Linked DNA regions of Homo sapiens: region 1 is linked to region 2. Evidence: read pairs that join two places in POLR2A ChIA-PET (ENCODE). Cell type or tissue: PC-9. All regions are shown on one strand. Each heading gives the region's core, and the rest is flanking DNA. Links, peaks and the distances in the headings are about the cores only.

Region 1 (11,129 bases), core at 1,102-9,101, 96 kb after region 2:
GTTGGCTTCCTCGCTCTTTCAGATGTCTGCTCAAACGTCACTCTCAAATAAGTCTCCTCTGACCTATGCAACCTATCAAAAATAACAACTCTCACCCTGCCCTACTCCAATCCAGGGACTCCCTATAATCTCCCTTTGCTTTTTCACCATAGTATTTTTACCATCTGCCATATTACAAATGTATTTGTCTGTCTGTTTCCTCATAACTAGAATGTAAGCTCAGATACTACTGTATCTCTGGCATTAGTGAATAAATGAATGAATGAATGAATAGGACACAGTGTGAAGGAAGGGCTTTAGATAGGAGCAGGGACACTTCGTGCTCTGTGGCAAGAGCGACTGCAGATTATATGGGTATAAAAGGAGATTGATTGCTGTATCTGGTGAGAAAAGAAGGCAGTTTTCTTCTGATAGCATCTGTTTTCTCTTCACAACAAAACACTTCAAACTGCATATGACTAAAGTCATCCTTGATCTCATCCTTCCTTCACAGCCTGCACCCAACCCTTCAAGTCCTGTTGATTCTCTATCCAAAATATATATATCTATGTATCTTTTTACTTTTTTAATTTTTTTGAGACAGGGTCTTGCTCTGTTGCCCAGGCTGGAGAGCAGTGGTGTGATCGTGGTTCACTGCAGCCTCAAACCCCTGGGCTCAAGCCATCCTCCCACCTCAGCCTCCTGAGTAGCTGGGACTACAGGCATACACACCATGCCTGGCTTTTTTTTTTTTTTTTTTTTTTTGTAGAGACATGTTGCTGAGGCAGGCAGACAAAATATATTTTGAATGCATCCATTTCTCTGTCTCCATAGTCAACACCTTAGTTCAGGCTACCACCAACTGTAGCTAGGACTAACACAATGGCTCCTACTCTTACCTGCTTCCAACTCTTTTTTTTTTTTTCTCCTTTTTGAGGCAGGGTCTCCCTTTGTTGCCCAGGCTGGAATGCAGTGGCACGATCATGGCTCACTGCAGCCTTGACCTCCTGGGCTCAAGCAATCCTACTGTCTCTGCCTCCCAAGTGGCTGGGACTACAGGCATGCACTACCACATGCAACTAACATTTTTTTATTTTTAGTAGTGATGAGGTTTTGCTATGTTGCCTAGACTGGTCTCAAACTACTGAGCTCAAGCAACTCTCCTGCCTCAGCCTCTCAAATTGACAGGATTACAGGTGAAAGCCAAACCACCCGTTGACTTCCAACTCTTAATCCTTTCTAATCTGTTCCCCATCCATCAACAAGAGTGGTCTTCACAAAACAAATCAGACCATATTATTCCCCTGCCTAAAGCCCTCCCTTCAGTAGCAACTCATTGTACTTAGAATAGAATCCAAACACTCACCATAGCCTAAAGACCCTGCGTGATCTACCTCCTGACTACTTATTCTTTCCCAGCTCACATAACACTCCTCTCATTCACTGACTTCTCAGTCCCTCCAACATGTGAAGACCTTTTCCACCTGGGGCCTCTGTACCTGCAACATTCCTTCTTCATGAAATGCTCCTGCCTCTACTCTTGTCATATATGATTCCTTCACAATTAGAGTGGCCCTAACTTAATACCAGCTTGTCCGGGACTTTCCCAGCTTTAGCAATGGAAGCCCCATATCCTAGAACATTCTAGTCCCAGGCAAACAGAGAGTTCATCACCCGATTCTTAACCAAATATCTCCCACTTGTGGAGATCTTCCCTTATTATTCTCCATTTAAAGATTTCCTTTTGTTAGCCTCTATTTCAGACCTCATTTTGTTTCCATCATTACACTTGGACTATTTGCAATTACTAAATTATTATTATTATTATTAGAAATGGGGTCTTGCTCTGTCACCCAGGCTGGATTGCCCAGGCATGATCATGGCTCACTGTAGCCTTGAACTGCTAGACTCAAACAGTCCTCCCACCTCAGCCTCTGGAGTAGCTAGGACTACAGGGGCACACCACCATGCCTGGCTAATTTTTATTTTTTTGTAGCGATGGGGGCTTACTGTGTTGCCTAGGCTGGTCTCAAACTTGTCGACTCAAACTATCCTTCTGCCTCAGACTCCCAAAATGTTGGGATTACAAGTGTGAGCCACCACACCCAGCCCAAAATCTAAATTATTTTGTCTGTTATGGCAGACATTTACAATTTGGCTGCCTAACATACTGTTTCAGTAAAATCTAAAGTTAGAGAGGCAGTCCTGCCTCCTCATGAGGTGGCCAATGGGAGACAGATATTCCCTTTTCCATGCCCTTGTGACCAACTAGATATTCCTGCCTGGGATTTTCAACCTTAAAGAAGCTCAAAAAGCAAAGGGTTGGTCCAGACTTTTTATGGTGGCTGCATCACAGTAGAGAATATACTAGGTGGTAGCAAATATCCATGAGCAGCACAGTCTATCTAGCAGCAAGCCTGATCATGTTCCATGGCAGGGTGCCAGTAACGGTGGCATTGAGTGTCTAGCCAGCAAGTGGTGGCATCCTGAGCTCAATGTTCCTGGAATAGTATTTTGGCTGGGCCTTACTTTGTTTTCCAGCCTTCCTTGTAATTCTGAGTTCCTCAGTACCCTCCAGAAAAATCCCTTTTCTGCTTGAGGAAACTAGAATCAGTTTCTATTATTTGCAACCAAGAACTCTAACTAGAATATCTATTAACTTGAAAAAAATTTTTGTTGTTTTGATGCATCCCTGACAAGAATATAAATTCTAGTCTGTTTTGTTCACCATCGTATCACCAGTGCCTAGCACACTTCCCAACATGTAGCAAGTACTCAATAAATATTTTTTAAGTAAAGAAATGAATGAAAAATCACTAAGGTTACGACAATCTCCAAGGAGGTCACTGCTTTATACAAGTATCTATTTATTTCCGTTTATTATTATTATTATTATTATATTTTGAGACAGGGTCTCACTCTGTCACCCAGGCAGGAGTGCAGTGGCGCAATCTCGGCTCCCTGCAACCTCCACCTCCCGGGTTCAAGCAATTCTCCTGCCTCAGCCTCCCAAGTAGCTGAGATTACAGGTGCATACCACCATGCCCAGCTAATTTGTGTATTTTTAGTAAAGACGGGGTTTCATCATGTTGGCCAGGCTGGTCTCAAATTCCTGACCTCAGGTGATCTGCCCACCTCAGCCTCCCAAAGTGCTGGGATTACAGGCGTGAGCCAATGTGCCTGGCCTATTTTTTTTTTTTCCATTTAACATCAAAGAGGTAAAACAGTAACAAAAAAAAATCCCTATTCCTTTTCTTTTTTTTTTCCTTTTTGAGACAGAGTCTCGCTCTGTTGCCCATGCTGGAGTGCAGCGGCACGATCTCAGCTCACTGCAATCTCTGCCTCCCAGGTTCAAGTGATTTTCCTTCCTCGGGCTCTTTAGTAGCTGGGATTACAGGTGCATGCCACCATGCCTGGCTAATTTTTGTATTTTTAGTAGAGACGGGGTTTTGCCATGTTGGCCAGGCTGGTCTCGAACTCCTGACCTCAAGGGATCTGCCTGCCTCGGCCTCCCAAAGTGCTGGGATTACAGGCATGAGCCACCGTGCCCAGCCCCCTATCCCTTTTGTAACCTAAAACCTACTGCTATGCATATTCTTATAGGATGGGCCATCAATCAAAAATGACTTTATGGCCATGCATGGTAGCTCACACCTGTAACCCTAGCACTTTGGGAGGGTGAGGCAGGCAGATCACTTGAGCCCAGGAGTTAAGACCAGCCTGGGCAACATGGTGAAATTGTCTCTACAAAAATTAGCTTGGCATGGTTGCATGTGCCTGTAGTCCCAGCTACTCGGGAGGCTGAGATGGAAGAATCGCCTGAGCCCAGGAGGTTGTGACCTGCAGTGAGCCCTGATCACGCCACTACACTCCAGCCTGGAAGACAGACTGAGACTGCCACAAAAAAAAAAAAAAAAAAAAAGAAAAAGAGAAAGAAGGAAAAAAAGAAAGAGAAAATGACTGCATAAGAGTTACAATCTAAGAAAATGAGCCCATAAAAGGACAATTTTAAAACATTTTTTATTTAATTATTTAAATTTTCTGTCAAGGCTCTATTGTCCAAATATTTTTCAAAGACCATCAAAATGCACTTTGGGAGGCCAAGACAGGGGGAACACTTGAGCTCAAGAGTTTGAGATCAGCCTGGACAATATAGAAGACCCTGTCTCTTAAAACAAAAATCAAATAAATACTCATAGCCCTATGCCACTCTTCCACCTAAACAAAACTTTCAGAGCAGTGGTCCCCAGCCTTTTTGATACTGGGGACCAGTTTTGTGGAAGACATTTTTTTCCATGGATCTGGGTGGGGATATGGTTTCAGGATGAAACTGTTTCACCTCAGATCATCAGGCATTAGTTAGATTCTCAGATTCTCACAAGGAACCGGCAACCTAGATCCCTCGCATGCGCAGTTCACAAAAGAGTTTGCCTCCTATGAGAATCTAATGCTGCCACTGATCTGACAGGAGGCAGAGCTTAGGTGTTAATGCTCGCTGGCCTGGCCCACCTCTTACTTCCTACTGTGCGGCCCGGTTCCTAACAGGCCATGGACCTGTGTTGATCCATGGCCCACGGGTTGGGAAAACCTGTTCCAGAATATTTCCTGGGGTCAATCTATTTTAAGTCCATGCTTCTATACTGTCTATATTATGCAATTCAGAATGATATTTCTGAGACTATGAAAGATCTTCAATCACCAGAGAAAGATTCAATTATGTTCACTGTACTGTACTTAATTTCATAAAAGCAGATCAACATAACTTAGACAAGTTTTCAACAATGAAATAGAAAATAAAAGGATTTTTTAAATTAACATTAAATTCAATTTGCTAAGTTAATACCAGCTGAGACTTAACTATATTAATTACAACATTCTGCAAATGTGAAGACTAACATATTTGTAAAAGTGATCCTAAATCTTCATTTTACATTGCTCTTTTTTTCGGAAGCCCTAGAAACCTTTTCCCCATGCCGACTATTCCCAACTCACTGTTTTTCTATAGATCTACTGCCCATTATCAGCAAGTCCTCAAAACTGTTTTATGTTTTAGGAAGGTCACTGTCAATTCTCCCAACACCCATCCTGCCTTCTTCAGATTGTATCTTGGTTTTGTTTTCCCACAAACCAATGAAATTAAAAATAAAATAGGACTTAATACTATGTTATAGAACATAACGCTCAAAATTTAGTGTATATCAGAATTACCTGGGAAAATTGCTAAAAACAGGCTCTGGGGTCAGGTAGATCTTAGTTTAAACCCTGGCTCTGCTGCTTCTAACTATGTAACCATGGGTATCACACCTTACCTCATGACCCAATGGGCTCCCCTCAAAGGGAGACAACAGTCATATTTCAGGGTGGATATGAGAATGAAATGTGATTATGGATGTATACTGCTTAGCACATGGTGCCTACTATACTCTAAGTAGTCAATAAATGGGAGCTCTTGTTATTGCGTGGCCCTCATTTTTCCTTTCCATTCTAGTCTCTGTACTGTCTTCAATACTAAAACCCATTGTATTTTCCACATTCTTACAATGTCCACTGACAACACTTTGGAGAGCATGACTTCACAATACTTCCACTAAGCTTCTCTAGAACTCCACATCAGGCTCTCAACAAACTGGTATTAAAAAAAAAAAAAAAACATAAAAATACTTCATTCTTAAAACAGGAAATTTGACTGGGCACAGTGGCTCACGCCTGTAATCCCAGCACTTTGGGAGGCCAAAGCAGGTGGATCACCTGAGATCAGGAGTTCAAGACCAGCCTGGCCAACATGGTGAAACCCTATCTCTACTAAAAATACAAAAAATTAGCTGGGGGTGGTGGTGGGCACCTGTAATCCTACCCACCTGGGAGGTTGAGGCAGGAGAATCTCTTGAACCCTGGAGGCGGAAGTTGCAGTGAGCCGAGATCACACCATCACACTCCAGCCTGGGCAACAAGAGCAAAACTCCGTCTCAAAATAAAAGGGCGATGGGGGGAGGTGAGGGGAATTTAAGAAAACAAAATAAAAAAATAAAAATAAAAACAACTGCAATCATCATCTATTATTATACTATCAAGAGCTCAAACATGGCATGCCCTCAAACTAACTAAAACCTCCCCTGGCTCTCAAAATTTTTTTTTTTTTTTTTTGAGATGGAGTCTCGCTCTGTCACCCAGGCTGGAGTGCAGTGGTGTGATCTGCAACCTCCACCTCTCAGGTTCAAGCGATTCCCCTGCCTCAGCCTCCCAAGTAGCTGGGATTACAGGCACCTGCCACCAAACCCGGCTAATTTTTGTATTTTTAGTAGAGATGAGGTTTCACCATGTTGGCCAGGCTGGTCTCGAACTCCTGATCTCCAGTGATCCACCTGTCTCGGCCTCCCAAAGTGTTAGGATTACAGGCATGAGCCACTGCTCCCAGCCTAGCTCTCAAAACTTTCTAAACCAGCCACTTTCTACCTTCTCAGCAACTTTCAATCACATTACTGCTCTTACTTTACTGAGTCCACCTAATGATATCTGGCTTTTTAGCCAGGCTTTGAATCATCGTCGACTTTTCTGCTGCCTTCACCATACCTATTCTTCCTCAACCCCTTGTTCATCCACCATTGGCAATCTTCAACCCTTACTATCATCCCTGGAGTTCCAAAGTCTCCAATCTCGCTTCCAGGCCAGAACATTCTTGTAGGAAGACACTTCGAACAAGTGCCATGCATGTCTACCTGATAATGCCCTCATAGGACCTTACAAATATCATCTTACTAGGCTTTTAGTAATTCCACAGTCTCCAAAAGTCAATTATAACCTTCTTCACACACTTTTAAGACTCTCGCCTCGCACTCTCCTCTGAATCATCAGATTACTTCAATGTTTACTTTGCGGAGGACATCAAGGCCATTGAGCATCCCCTCACCTATCAGCCTTCTTCATAACTCCACATAGTTTAGTCGTATACTACAATAATTAAGCACTTACACTACACAATAATAGTTAAGTACTATTAATTGATAAGTATTGCTCTACATGTTTTATGTGTAATTAACTCATTCGATCCTGACAACAACCCAAGAAATTGAACACAAGGAGATCATATGACTCACCTACAGTCATATATCTAAAAGTGGCAGAGTCAAGCTATGAATCCAGGCAGTCTGGCCCCAGAGGCTACTTCTCAGACCACTGCGCTCCACTGACTCACATGCTCTTAACTTTTCCCACTGAGCCCTTTCCTTCAATAGGGACTTCGAATGGTGGTCAGATAGGGTTAGTTATCCTTAGCTGTTATGTTTTAACTTTTCCATAAAGGAGAATATATTCAAGGATGATTTGTGAAATTAAAGATTTATAAAATGACTTACTACAAAGCTGCAGTAAACAGTGTGGCACTGGCATAAAGACAGACATATAGACCAATGGAATGGAACACAGCCAAGAAATAACCTCTTGCATATATAGTTAAATGATTTTTGAAAAGGGTGCCAAGACCATTCAATGAAGAAAGGAGAGTTTTTTCAACAATTAGTGGTGGGACAACTGGATTTTACATTCCCACCAGCAATGCACAAGGGTCCCAATTTCTCCATATTGTAGCCAACACTGCTTTGTTCTTTGTCCCAAAGAGCAAAGTTAAAGCCTTCTCTTATACCATATACACACATTAACTCGAAATGAATCAAAGACCTAAACTTAAGAGCTATAACTATAAAACTCTTTAAAGAAAACATAGGGAGCTGAGCCCAATGGCTCACACCTGTAATCGCAGCACCTTGGGAGGCTGAAGCAAGAGGATCGCTTGAGGCCAGAATTTTGAGACCAGAAGAGTAACACAGCAAGACCTCATCTCTATCTCTACAAAAAATAAATTAGCCAGGTGTGGTGGTGCATGCCTGTAGTACTAGCTACTATGGACACTGAGGTGGGAGGATCCCTTGAGGGCAGGAGTTTGAAGTTACAGTGAGCTATGTGATCGCATCACTATACTCCAGCCTGGGTGAGACCCTGTCCCTACTATTTTCTTTTAAAAAGGGGAGGGGGTTGGGGGAGGCACATGACATTGAATCTGGCAATGATTTCTCAGATATGACACCAAAAGCACAAGCAACAAAAAAAGTGGATAAATTAGACTTCATCAAAATTAAAAACTTTTTTGCAACAAAGGGCACAATCAACATAGTGAATAGGCAACCAACGGAATAGGAAAAAAGATTTGCAAATTATTTATCTGATAAGGGATTGATATCCAGAATATATAAAGAACTACAACTCAACAACAACAAAAGAAACAACTCAATTAAAAAATGGGCAAAGGACTTGAATAGACACTTCTCCAAAGAAGATATACAAATGGCCAGGAAGCATATGAAAAGGTGCTCAACATCCCTAATCATTAGGGAAATGCAAATTAAAATTACGATGAGATACCATTTCGTAGTCATCAGATGGATAGTATCAAAATCAGGAAATAACAAGTGTTGGCTATGATATGGAGAAACTGAGACCCTTGTGCATTGCTGGTGGGAATGTAAAATGAACAGTTGCTATGAAAACAGTATGAGAGTTCCTTAAAAAATTAAACACAGAATAACCATATGACCCAGCAATTTTACTTCTGGGTATATACCCTAAAGAACTGAAAGCAGGGCCAGGTGTGGTGGCTCACACCTGTAATCCCAGTCACTTGGGAGGCTGAGAAGGGAGGACTGCTGGAGCCAAAGAGTTCAAGGCTGCAGTGAGCCATGATCACATCACTGCACTGCAGCCTGGGCAACTGAGTGAGACCTGTCTCCAAAAAAGTAAAAGAACTGAAAGCAAGGACACAAACAGATATTTGTAAACCAATTTTTATAGCAACAATATTCACAATTGCCAAAAGATGGAAACCCAAATGTCACAAAATGTGATATATACATACAATGGAATATTATTCTGCCATAAAAAGGAATGAAATTATGATACATGCTACAACATAGATAAAGCTTGAGGACATTATGCTAGTTGAAATAAGCCAGTTACAAAACAAAAAAACCCTGTATCATTCCACTTATCAGAGATATCTAGAATAATCAAATTTATAGAAAGTAGAATGGTGGTTGCCAGAGGCTGGGAGAAGGGGAAAATGGGAAGTTGTTTTATGGGCACAGAGTGCCAGTTTTCCAAGATTAAAAGAGTTCTGGAGATTGGTTACACAACAATGGGAATGTATGTAATACTACTAAACTATACACTTGAAAATGGTTATGATGATAAAGGTTATGTGCATTTTACAATTTAACATAAAACTGATTTTTTTTAAAGAGAATGAAATTCTGATACATGCTACAACACTGATTACCAATGAAAACATTACACTATGAGATATATGCCAGAGATAAAAGGATGATAAAATTCCATTTATATGAGGTACCTAGAGCAAACTCATAGAGGGCAGAAAATAGAATAGTGGTTACTAGGGGCTGGGGAAGGGGGAGAAGATGGGGAGTTATTGTTTATGGGGTACAGCATTTCTGCTTGGGGGCCAGGTGCAGTGGCTCACCTGTAATCTCAGCACTTTGGGAGGCTGAGGAGGGCAGATCACCTGAGGTCAGATATTCAAGACCAGCCTGGCCAACATGGTGAAACCTTGTCTCTACTAAAAATACAAAAAAAATTAGCCGGCCACGGTGGGGCATGCCTGGAATCCCAGCTACGCGGGAGGCTGAGGCAGGAGAATCACTTGAACCCAGGAGGTGGAGGTGCAGTGAGACAAAATTGCGCCACTGCACTCCAGCTTGGGCGACAGAGCAAGACTATATCTCACAAAAAAAAAAAAAAAAAAAAAAAGAGAGAATTTCTGCTTGGGGTAATAAAAAAATCCTAGAGATGGGTAAGTACACTCACAATAAAATGAAGGCACTTAATACCACTAAACTGTATGCTTAAAAATGATTAAAATTGTAAATTTTGTTTTACCATAACAAAAAATGTATAAAAAGAATTAATATATAAATGTGCCACCTGTATTTGTGTCCTAGATCTCTCCTTTCTGATTCCTGGCTAATATTATTCCTATATGTGTCTACTTCATTATCAGTCCCACAGTGGCTACTGCTCTTTCTTCCCAGCCTTTCTCTTCACTTTAAACTTAGAGTCATTAGCTTCCATTTTCTCCTCTATACAGCTGCCCCAGAAATGTACATTTCTCATCCTGATAGCTTCAACTCCTCATTTAGTATTTCCATCTAAATTTCCTCCTTAGCATCTATAACTCAATGTCCAAAACAGAACACATCTATTCCCGCTGAATCCACCCTTCTTTTCAAATTCATTATACTGTTGTCACCATTTCTCCAGTTACTCAGGGTAAAGTCAAAAATAATATCCTCCCAAACACCTATGTCCCTTTTTCTTTCTTTCTTTCTTTCTTTCTTTCTTTCTTTTTTTTTTTTTTTTGAGATGGAGTCTTGCTCTGTCGCACCCAGGCTGGAGTGCAGCGGCACAATCTCAGCTTACTGCAACCTCTGCCTCCTGGGTTCAGGCAATTCTCCTGTGTCAGCCTCCTGAGTAGCTGGGATTACAGGTGCCCAACACCATGCCCAGCTAAATTTTTGTATTTTTAATAGAGACGAGGCTTCAACATGTTGGTCAGGCTGGTCTCAAACTCCTGACCTCAGGTGATCCACCTGCCTTGGCCTCTCAAAGTGCTGTCCTTTATTCAAATCGTCCTGTCATTCATAGCACCTTTTTTTTTTTTTGAGATGGAGTCTCATTCTGTTGCCCAGGCTAGAGTGCAACGGTGTGATCTTGGCTCAATGCAACCTCCACCTCCTGGGTTCAAGTGATTCTCCTGCCTAAGCCTCCCAAGTAGCTGGCATTACAGGCACCTGCCACCACACCCAGCTAATTTTTGTATTTTTAGTAGAGCCAAGGTTTCATACTGTTGGCCAGGCTGGTCTAGAAATCCTGACCTCAGGTGATCCACCCACCTTGACCTCCCAAAGTTCTGGGATTACAGGTGTGAGTCACCGCTCCCAGCCTATAGCACTTTTTTTTTTTTTTTTTTTTTTGAGACAGAGTTTCACTCTTGTTGCCCAGGCTGGAGTGCAATGGAGCGATCTTGGCTCACTGCAACCTCTGCCTCCTAGGTTCAAGCGATTCTCCTGCCTCAGCCTCCTGGGTAG
Region 2 (11,103 bases), core at 1-8,000:
TGGATTATATAATCTTAAATTTTTCTGTTTCATTCTTGCTTATGGGAAGAATCTGGAATGTTCTACTGAAAATTACATGTAATTTAGAGGCATTTAGCATTTGGCTGAGTTTTGTTTCGTTTTGAGACAGGATCTCACTCTGTCTCCTGGGCTGCAGTGTAGTGGCGCAATCTCAAATCACTCCAACCTCAGCCTCCTGGGCTCAAGTGATCCTCCTCCCACCTCAGCCTCTGAAGTCACTGGGTCCACAGGTGCGTGCCACCGCACCACCATGTATTTCTAGTACAGATATAGTTTCACTATGTTGCTTAGGCTGGTCTGGAACTCCCGGCCTCAAGCAGTCCTCCCAAAGTGCTGGGATTACAGGCATGGGCCACCATGCTCAGCCAGGTTGAGTTTTTAAACCAAGAAGCCACAATTGGTCCTAGTCACATCTTATATTCAGAAAAGCTAAGCTTCAGGGCCAGGTGTGGTGGCTCATGCCTGTAATCCCAGCACTTTGGGAGGCTAAGACAGGTGGATCACCTGAGGTCAAGAGTTCAAGACCAGCCTAGCCAACATGGTGAAACCCCATCTCTACTAAAAATACAAAAAATTAGCCAGGTGTGGTGGTGAGCACCTGTAATCCCAGCTACTTGGGAGGCTGAGGAAGGAGAATCACTTGAACCTGGGAGGTGGAGGTTGCAGTAAGTGGAGATCATGCCATTGCACTCCAGCCTGGGCAACAGAGTGAGACTCAAAAAAAAAAAAAGAAAAGAAAAGAAAAGAAAAGCTTTAAGTCCAAGACAAAGGATAACGAGTTTAAGGCCTTATATGACATGCTTCTTTGGTAATGTTTATAAAACACTGAGAGTAAGCAAGCCGGGTGTGGTGGCTCACACCTGTAATCCTAGCACTTTGGGAGGCTGAGGTGGGTGGATCACCTAAGGTCAGCAGTTTGAGGCCAGCCTGGCCAACATGGTGAAACCTCGTCTCTGTTAAAAATACAAAAATTAGCCAGGCGTGGTGGCACATTCGGTAATCCCGGCTATTCGGGAGGCTGAGGCAGGAGAATCACTGAAACCCAGGAGCCAGAGGTTGCAGTGAGCCGATATTGGGCCATTGCACCCTAGCCTGGGTAATACAGCAAAACTCCGTCTCAAAAAAAAAAAAAAATTGAGAGTAAGCTATAACAAACATCTACTACGTAGATTGAGCAAGCATAATACTCTTGCATTTTAATAACTTTAAATATCACAGTTATGGCTGAGAGCAGTGAATCATGCATGTAATCCCAGCACAGCACTTTGGGAGGCTGAGAGGGGTGGATCACTTGAGGTCAGGAGTTCGAGACCAGCCTGGCCAACATGGTGAAACCTCCTCTCTACTAAAAATACAAAAAAATTAGCCAGGTGTTGTGGCATGCACCTGTAATCCCAGCTACTCAGGAGGCTGGGACAGGAGAATTGCTTGAACCTGGGAGGTGGAGGTTGCGGTGAGCCGAGATTGAGCCACTGCACTCCAGCCTGGGTAACAGTGCAAGACTCCGTCTCAAAAAAAAAAAAAAAAATTCACAGTTTTGGCCAGGCACGGTGGCTCACACCTGTAACCCCAGCACCCTGGGATGCCTCGGTGGGTGGATCAGCTGAGTTCAGGAATTCAAACCAGCCTGGCCAACACGGTGAAACCCCATCTCTACTAAAAATACAAAAAATTAGCTGGGTGTGGTGGCACACGCCTGTAGTCCCAGCTACTCAGGAGGCTGAGGAAGGAGAATCCCTTGAACCTGGGAGGCAGAGGCTGCAGTGAGCCGAGATCAAACTACTGCATTCCAGCCTGGGTGACAGAGCAACATTCCATCTCAAAAAAATAAATAAACAAAATAAAGTAAATAAATCACAGTTTTAAGGTTTACTCTAGTTTACACTTTAGATCAAAACATTACTCTGGGGTTTTTCAGAGATAGTCCCTAGAGAAGACCTGAAAACACTAAGTACACAACAAATTGGTAAAGAGGCTGCTGAATCAATCATTCTCACAGCAAACTGAAAGCTATTCAACAAACCAATAGCTAATACTTTACAATAATTCAATAATGGTCAGGTTTCTGCAATGTCTGTAAAATCCCTGTATATAATACAAACCCTCAGGAGAGGGTGATATTTACTGAGGCTCTACTTCTCAATAAATATGCTTTATTTACTCATTCAATAGTTATTTATCCTATTTAGGGAACACTTATACACTGTTGATGGAACTGTTAAGTTAGTTCAGCCTCTGAACTAACAGAGTTCACAGATTTTTCAAAGAACTAAAAACAGAATTACCATTTGACTCAGCAATCCCATTACTGGGTATATACCCAAAGGAAAATAAATTATTCTACCAAAAAAACATCTGCACTCGCATGTTTACCACAGCACTATTCACAATGGCAAAGACATGGAATCAATCTAGGTGCCCATCAATGGTGCACTAAAGAAAATGTGGTACATATACACCATGGAATACGACACAGCCATAAAAAAGAACAAAATCATGTCCTTTGCAGTAACATGGATGCAGCTAGAGGCCATTATCCAAAGTGAATTAACACAGAAATAGAAACCCAAATACAGCATGTTCTCACTTACAAGTGGAAGCTGATCACTGGGTACACACGGACTTAAAGATGGGAACAACAGACACCAGGGACTCCAAGAGTGGGGAAGGAGGAAAGCAAAGGGTGAAAACTATCTGGCCAGGTCCCAGCACTTTGAGAGGCCAAGGTAGGTGGATCACCTGAAGTCAGGAGTTCCAGACCAGCCTGGTAAACAGGGTGAAACCCTGTCCCTACTAAAAATACAAAAAGTTACCCAGGCGTGGTGACGGGTGCCTGTAATCCGAGCTACTCGGGAGGTTGAGGCAGGAGAATTGCTTGAACCCGGGAGGCAGAGGTTGCAGTGAGCCATCATGCCATTGCACTCCAGCCTGGGCAACAAGAGCAAGACTCCGTCTCAAAAAAAAAAAAAAGTAAAATAAAATAAAACTGTCTATCAGGTATTATGTTCACTATTTGGATGATGGGTTCAACTGAAGCCCAACCTCAGAATCACACAATATATCCATGTAGCAAATCTGCACAAGTAACCCCTGAATCTAAAATTTAAACAACAAAAACAATTATTTATCCTATTCAGGACCAACGATGGGCCTAGGCATTATGAAAGTGGGCACAAGAGTAAAAGCTAATGAGACAAATATAAACTGCATTGACTCAAAAAATTTACCTAAGAGTATACCGTATGCTTTACCCTTATTGCTTTATTTAATCTTCTTGAAAATGCAGCAATTATTAACATTATCTATAGATGAGAAGGCTGTCACTTAGAAATCATTTGCCCACATTGGTGCTGCTAATAAAGAACTTGACCGAAATATAGATGCAAGCACCAGGCACACTTCTAAGCGGTCTATATTATTATCTCATTGACTTCTCTCAATATCCCCATTGAGTAGATACTATTACTATCGTCACTGCACAGATGAGGAAACTGGCTCAGAAGGTTAAGTTGCCAAAGGTCATTTGAACCCAGAGTCGTCTCAATCCAGCACCCAAACTTAACCATTATTTGCTATGCTGATCAGACAACAGTGTAGGTATTGTAAAAACTTTATTTATTTATTATTTATTTTGAGACAGTGTCCCGCTCTGCCCTCGGGCTGGAGTGCAATGGCGCGATCTCAGCTCACTGCAACCTTCGCCTCCCGGGTTTAAGCGATTCTCCTGTCTCAGCCTCCCGAGTAACTGGGATTACAGGCGCGCGCCACCATGTCCGGCTAATTTTGTATTTTTACTAGAGACGGGGTTTCACCGTGTTGGCCAAGCTGGTCTCGAACTCCTAACCTCGTGATCCGCCCACCTCGGCCTCCTAAAGTGTTGGGATTACAGGCGTGAGCCACCGCGCCAGACCAAAACTTTTGATTCTTCTCATCCTTTTGGGTATTTATTATGAGATATCCTTATAATAATTCCTTATAATAATATTTACTATTATGAGGCACTCTTATGTCTAGGTTTGGCTATAAGCCCTAAAAGGCTGAAATCATAAGCAGTAATTGTTTACTAATTCTCCCCAGCTTTAAATAAGAGCACCACCAAGTCTTTCAAAGCTCAAGAAAACTAAATGGATAAAATCATTTAAAACACTCAGCTCTTTGAATGCCTGAATTCCCTCTACAAACATTTCTGCTAAGCAGTTTGCTCTCCTCCAGTGACAGGGCACTCAGTGGCTCTTGAGGCACACCCCTGGGTTGATGGGGAGCGCTCACTGTAAACATGTCCTTACCTCTGTAATAGGCGGAGGCGGTTGCAGCTCGGCCAGAGGCAATGCAGGGAGAGAGAAAGCCAACTCCGCCGACCTGGAACACCCACACAAACTAGATCAGCTCGACAAGCCCCCCAAGGCCAAGGATCCAAGCCCCGTCCCTTCCCACTCCAACATCTCACCATTTGCTACTGTGTAGTAGGCCCCGCTCCCGGGTAAGGCCCGCAATAAGCAGCAGTTGCTTTTTAATTTCCCGCAAATCTGAGAAATCGCTGTTTATGGACAGGACAGGCGCCACTGCCGCCGTCACAGCCACCGGGACCATGGAGGTACTCGCAGCCATTTTCCCGACTCGGGCCACTCCAGCCAATCATCGGCGATAATACTGGCTGCCCATCTGCACCAAAAATATCTGCCTGTCATTGGCCGGCTCTTGCTCCGGAAAAACCAATCATAGGTCTTATTTCTGAAACGTCACGAAGAGGCGGGGGAAAAGAAACAACTACATCCCCAAATGGCCAAGAGCTACTGAGGCGGGAAAATTAGAAAATAGGCGGGGCGAGGGAGAAGCCACGACCTCTGGGCGGGGCGGGGAAGAGGGGAATGAGTGACTGGGAAAAGTAAACTGGGAAGCTAGGGGTGGGAGTAGGGGCAAGAAAGGGTGGAGAAGGGAGAGTGCCTTTCACGGGTGATGTGATTGGATGAAAAATAGAAAGGGTGTAGTTTCAGGGCCGACTCTGTACCAGATAATGACAAAGTGATGTATATGCTAGGAAAGATGCATGGTAGCCTCTGGATTCTTCCTTAAAATAGGAGGATGTATCGCCCCATGTGGAGGATTTTTCCTCTTTGTCTACCCTTTCTTACCCCGGGTAGCCCGGGGAGGTGGGGGTGAGAGCATTGTTCTGTAACATTTATTTAACAATAATTGTTAACATTTCACATTTATTGAGGGTTTATCCTACAACAGGTTCTGCTCTTTTACAACTATAATCTGGTTTAATCCTAAAAACAGCACTATGATATTCGTATCATCCCAATTTTATAGAAAGAAAAACGGAAGCTCGGCCAGGCGCGGTGGCTCAAGCCTGTAATCCAACACTGTGGGAGGCCGAGGCGGGCGGATCACGAGGTCAGGAGATCGAGACCATCCTGGCCAACACGGTGAAACCCCGTCTCTACTAAAAATACATAAAAATTAGCCGGGCGTGGTGGCACGTGTCTGTAGTCCCAGCTACTCGGCAGGCTGAGGCAGGAGAATCGCTTGAACCTGGGAGGCGGAGGTTGCAATGAGCCGAGATCGTGCCATTGCACTCCAGCCTGGGCGACAGAGCGAGACTCCGTCAAAAAAAAAAAAAAAAAAAAACAAAACCAGAAAAGAAAAAAAAGAAAAAACGGAAGCTCAGAGAAGTTCTATCACTCTTCCAAGGAGAGAGTCTAGACTATAAACCAGATTTTACTCCAAAGCCCAATGTTCTTAAACATTACATGAACATTTTCGGCGTTTTTTGGTTTTTATCCTTTCATAGTAGTATACTATCTTACCAACCCCTCGGGAATTTTTTTTGAAACCATTTTGTCATTCACTGGGTGTTATATAGAAGTTATCTATTTTTAAATTGTTATTTTATTATTTTATTTATTTTAAGAAAGGGTCTCGGCCGGGCGCGGTGGCTCACGCCGGTAATCCCAGCACTTTGCGAGGCGAAGGCGGGCGGATCACGAGGTCAGGAGATCAAGACCATCTTGGCTAACACGGTGAAACCCCTGTCTCTACTAAAAATACAAAAAAAAAAAAAATTAGCCGGGCGTGGTGGCAGGCACCTGTAGTCCCAGCTACTCTGGAAGCTGAGACAGAATGGCGTGAACCTGGGAGGCGGAGCTTGCAGTGAGCAGAGATCGCGCCACTGCACTCCAGCCTGGGCGACAGAACGAGACTCTGTCTCAAAAAAAAAAAAAAGAAAGAAGGTCTCGTTCTGTCATCCAGGCTGGAGTGGCCGCGGCCCGATCAAGGCTCACTGCATCCTCAAACTCCTGGGCTCCAGTGATCCTGCCGCCTCAGCCTCCCAAGTAGCTGGGACCACAGGTGTGTGTCACGACACCCAGCTAATTTTTTTTTTTTTTGTAATTTTCGTAGGGACAGAATCTCCCTATGTTGCCCAGGCTGGTCTCAAACTCCTGGGCTTAAATGATCCTCTCGCCTTGCCCTCCCAAAGTTCTGGGATTACAAGCATAAGCCACCATGCCCAGCCCATTTTACCCTTTAAAAAAATCAATTTGCGGGCCTATATTCCCAGTGCTTTGGGAGGCTGAGGCGGGAAGATCATTTGAGCCCAGCTGTTGAAGACCAGCCTGGGCAACATACCAAGACCTCCCTATCACTACTACTATAAAAATTAAAAATTAAAAAAATATATATCCAGGCATGGTGGTGCATGCCTGTCATCCCAGCTACTCGGGAGGCTGAGGTGGGAGGATCACTTGAGTCCAGGAGTTTGAGGTTGCAGTGAGCTATGATTGCACCACTGCACTCTCCAGCCTGGATGCAGAGACCCTATCTCAAAAAAAAAAAAAGAAGTAATGTCAATGGCAAAAACTTGAAGAATACATTAACTATAAAGAAAAATATGGGAGGTGGGCGTGGTGGCTCACGCGTGTAATCCCAGCACTTTGGGAGGCAGAGGCGGGTGGATCACGAGGTCAGGAGATCGAGACCATCCTGGCTGACACAGTGAAACCCCGTCTGTACTAAAAATACAAAAAAGCCAGGCTTAGTGGCGGGTGCCGTAGTCCCAGCTACCCGGGAGGCTGAGGCAGGAGAACATGTGAAGCCGGGAGGCGGAGCTTGCAGTGAGCCAAGATCACGCCACTGCACTCCAGCCTGGGCAACAGAGCGAGACTCGGTCTCAAAAAAAAAAAAAGAAAAGAAAAATATGGGCCAAGCGCAGTGGCTCACGCCTGTAATACCAACAAGGCCTAGATGGATGGATCACCTGAGGTCAGGAGATGGAGACCAGCCTGACAAACGTGGTGAAACCCCATCTCTACTAAAACTACAAAAATTAGCTGGGTGTGGTATTATGCACCTGTAGTCCCAGCTACTCCGAAGGCTGAGGCAGGAGAATCGCTTGAACCCAGGAGGTAGAGGTTGCAGTAAGCCAAGATCGTGCCACTGTACTCTAGCCTGGACAAGAGTGAGACTCTGTCTCAAACATAATTAATTAATTAATTAATTTTTTTAAGAAAGAAAAATATGTAGAACACTAACTCCCACCCAAAGGAAATCACTGGTTTCTGTGTTTCTCCATCCATCTGTGTACATAGCTTCATACTGCAGTGCTGCCCACATTTGTCATTTGATAATTCACTCTAAGTATTTTCCCAAGTTAATATTCTTCTAAATCGTGATACTTAATAACTGCATGATAATCCATTATATGAATGTACCATAAATTGGCCGGGCACAGTGGCTAATGCCTGTAATCCCAGCACTTTGGGAGCCTGAGGCAGGCAGATCACCTGAGGTCAGGAGTTCGAGACCTGTCTGGCCAACGTGGAGAAACCCCATCTCTACCAAAAATACAAAAATTAGCTGGGCATGGTGGTGTGCCTGTAATCCCAGCTACTCAGGAGGCTGAGGCAGAATTGCTTCAGCCCAGGAAATAGAGCTTGCAGTGAGCTGAGATCGTGCCACTGCACTCCAGCCTGGGCAACAGAGCAGGACTCTGTCTCAAAATAAAACAAAACAAAAAACCATAATATTTAAAGCATATAATACTCAACTGAATAGAACAAGCACTCTGTCACTCTAGACTCATGAGATCCTCCTGCCTCAGCATCTCAAGTAGCTGGGATTACAGGCAGGTACAAACAAGCCTGGCTAATTTTCTTTACTTTAGAGATGAGGGTCTCACTATGTTGCCCATGCTTGTCTGGAACATCTGGCCTCAGGTGATCCTTCTGCCTCAGCCTCTAGAGTAGCTGGGATTACAAGTGTGAGCCACTGGCCTGGCCAAGTTCACCCTTTTGATATATACAATTCAATGGTTTTTAGTATATTAACATAATTACGCAATTATCAACCACTATCCTATTCGAGAACATTTTCATCACCTGAGAAAGAAACACCATATCTGTTACCAGTCACTTTCCATTCTCCTCTCCCTCCAGCCCCTGACAATATTTTCTGTTGGTACCATTGTTTTCTGTGGTTCCCTAAGATTTCTTGCCCTGCTAGATAAGATTTTTGATTAAATAAATGCAACTCACAGATATGTTGAAGAGTACTTTAAGGAAAATTTACAGGATTCTTATTTGCAAGCTCCTCCTTATGTAGTATTTCAACATCAGGGTTTCTTATGCTTGGGGTCTTTAGCCATTATCCATTGCAGGTAATTTTTTTTTGGCAAATATTTATAGTAGCTTTATTCATAATCACCAATAATTGTAAAACAACCCAAATTTTTTTTTTTTTTTGAGACAGAGTTTCGCTCTTGTTGCCCAGGCTGGAGTGCAATGGTGCAATCTCGGCTCACTGCAACCTCCACCTCCCAGGTTCAAGTGATTCTCCTGCTTCAGCCTCCCGAGTAGCTGGGATTACAGGCATGTGCCACTATGCCTGGCTAATTTGGTATTTTTAGTAGAGATGGGGGTTTCACCATGTTGGTCAGGCTGGTCTTGAACTGCCTGACCTCAAGTGATCTACCTGCCTCGGCCTCCCAAAGTGCTGGGTTTACAGGTGTGAGCCACTGTGCCCAGCCCCCAAATATCTTTTAATGGGTAAATCTTAGGATAATCGGTGATACATTGATATACTGGAGTACTAGTCAATAATGCTACTAATAATTTTTTTTTCGAGACAGAGTTTCACTCTTGTTGCCCATGCTGGAGTGCAATGGCACAATTTCGGCTCACTGCAACCTCTGCCTCCCCAGTTCAAGTGATTCTCCTGCCTCCTGAGTAGCTGGGATTACAGGCGTGAGCCATCACACCCAGCTAGTTTTTGTATTTTTTTAATAGAGACAGGTTTTCACCAAGTTGGTGTGAGCCACCAAGCCTGCCACTAATAATAAATTTTTAATATGTATGTGACTTAGAAAATCAAGTCAGGCTGGTCGCGGTGGCTCACGCCTGTAATCCCAGCACTTTGGGAGGCCGAGGCGGGTGGATCACGAGGTCGGGAGATCGAGACCATCCTGGCTAACACGGTGAAACCCCATCTCTACTAAAAATACAAAAAATTAGCCAGGCATTGGTGGCAGGCGTCTGTAGTCCCAGCTACTGGGGAGGCTGAGGCCGGAGAATGGCGTGAACCCAGGAGGCAGAGCTTGCAGTGAGCCAAATCGTGCCACTGCACTCCAGCCTGGGCAACGGATCGAGACTCCGTCTCAAAAAAAAAAAAAAAGAAAGAAAATCAAGTCAAAATTACCACAGAGACCTCCCGTGTTCAGCTGAGTAATAAACTGTTTCATGCTTGTCTAATCATCAGGAACTGCATCACAGACTCATTCCCTCAAGATTTAAACTGTCCCTTTTTTCAGGAGGAAAATATTTAAATAATTATCTTATGTATTAAACGTTTAAAAAGTGAAAGCTGGCCGGGCACAGTGGCTCACGCCTGTAATCCCAGCACTTTGGGAGGCCGAGGCAGGTGGATCACAAGGTCAAGAGATCAAGTCCATCCTGGCCAACATGATGAAACCCCATCTCTACTAAAAATACAAAAATTAGCTGGGTGTGGTGGTACACACCTGTAGTCCCAGCTACTCGGAAGGCTGAGGCAGGAGAATCGCTTGAACCTGGGAGGCGGAGGTTGCAGTGATCTGAGATCGCACCACTGTACTCCAGCTTGGGCAATAGAGAGAGGCTTTATCTCAAAAAAAAAAAAAAGTTAAAGCCATAATTACCAACTTTAATGATGTAGACTCCTCAACTCCTTTGTAAACCCTTGAACTCTACTTCCTTGACCCTCCAGCACCACCAATCTCTGCCTAATTCAAAGGTTTTTCATTTCCAAGCTGACATTAGTTATCTTTTTGCCTTTCTTCTCTCTTTGTAGAGATACAATGGTGATATTAGTAATGCCAAGACCAGCTTGGTTGGGGAGACCCTAACCCAGTGGTGCTAGAGGAATTAAAGACACACACACAGAAACATAAAGGTGTGAAGTGGGAAATCAGGGGTCTCACAGCCTTCAGAGCTGAAAGCCCCGAACAGAGATTTACCCATGTATTTATTAACAGCAAACCAGTTATTAGGATTGTTTCTATAGATATTAAATTAACTAAAAGTATCCCTTATGGGAAACGAAGGGATGGGCCGAATTAAAGGAATAGGTTGGGCTAGTTAACTGCAGCAGGAGCATGTCCTTAAGGCACAGATCGCTCATGCTATTGTTTGTGGCTTAAGAATGCCTTTAAGCGGTTTTCCACCCTGGGCGGGCTAGGTGTTCCTTGCCCTCATTCCAGTAAACCCACAACCTTCCAGCGTGGGCGTTAGGGCCATTATGAACATGTTACAATGCTGCAGAGATTTTGTTTATGGCCAGTTTTGGGGCCAGTTTATGGCCAGATTTTGGGGGGCCTACTCCCAACAAGTAAGAGTTCTTTATTGGGAAAGAACAGAGTGCAGAGCTAGAGAATGTGGGCTCTGAGCCACACCACCTAAAGGCAAACTCTAACTCCACCATTATCAGCTTGTGACCTTGGCAAAGTCATTTATTGTATTAGGTTGGTGCAAAAGTAATTGCGGTTTTTGCCATCACTTTTTTTTTTCGTTTGAGATGGAGTCTCACTCTTGTTGACCAGGCTGGAGTACA

The links. Peaks named below come from ENCODE experiments on the same cell type or tissue, not always from the same donor. Only the 100,000 strongest peaks of a DNase experiment are listed, where the experiment ranks them.
Region 1: POLR2A ChIA-PET joins it to region 2 with 14 read pairs; 7 of 35 experiments call an interaction of 5 or more read pairs at or near these places.

What each region holds. Positions count from the first base shown.
Region 1 is chr5:138,303,611-138,314,739 of GRCh38, forward strand. The region is part of intron 7 of CDC25C (cell division cycle 25C); the gene reads right to left. Among named protein-coding and RNA genes, the nearest start is that of CDC25C, 23 kb to the right of the region's middle. RefSeq lists a silencer at 3,674-3,849. In PC-9, for the core only: no CTCF peak of the experiment used is centred there; no DNase peak of the experiment used is centred there.
Region 2 is chr5:138,208,684-138,219,786 of GRCh38, forward strand. It overlaps CDC23 (cell division cycle 23), which reads right to left and starts at 4,640. Exons shown (of 16, transcript NM_004661.4): 1 at 4,469-4,640; 2 at 4,308-4,380. The coding sequence starts at 4,629. RefSeq lists an enhancer at 4,657-4,951. In PC-9, for the core only: no CTCF peak of the experiment used is centred there; a DNase peak (open chromatin) is centred at 4,748; H3K4me3 peaks cover 2,135 bases.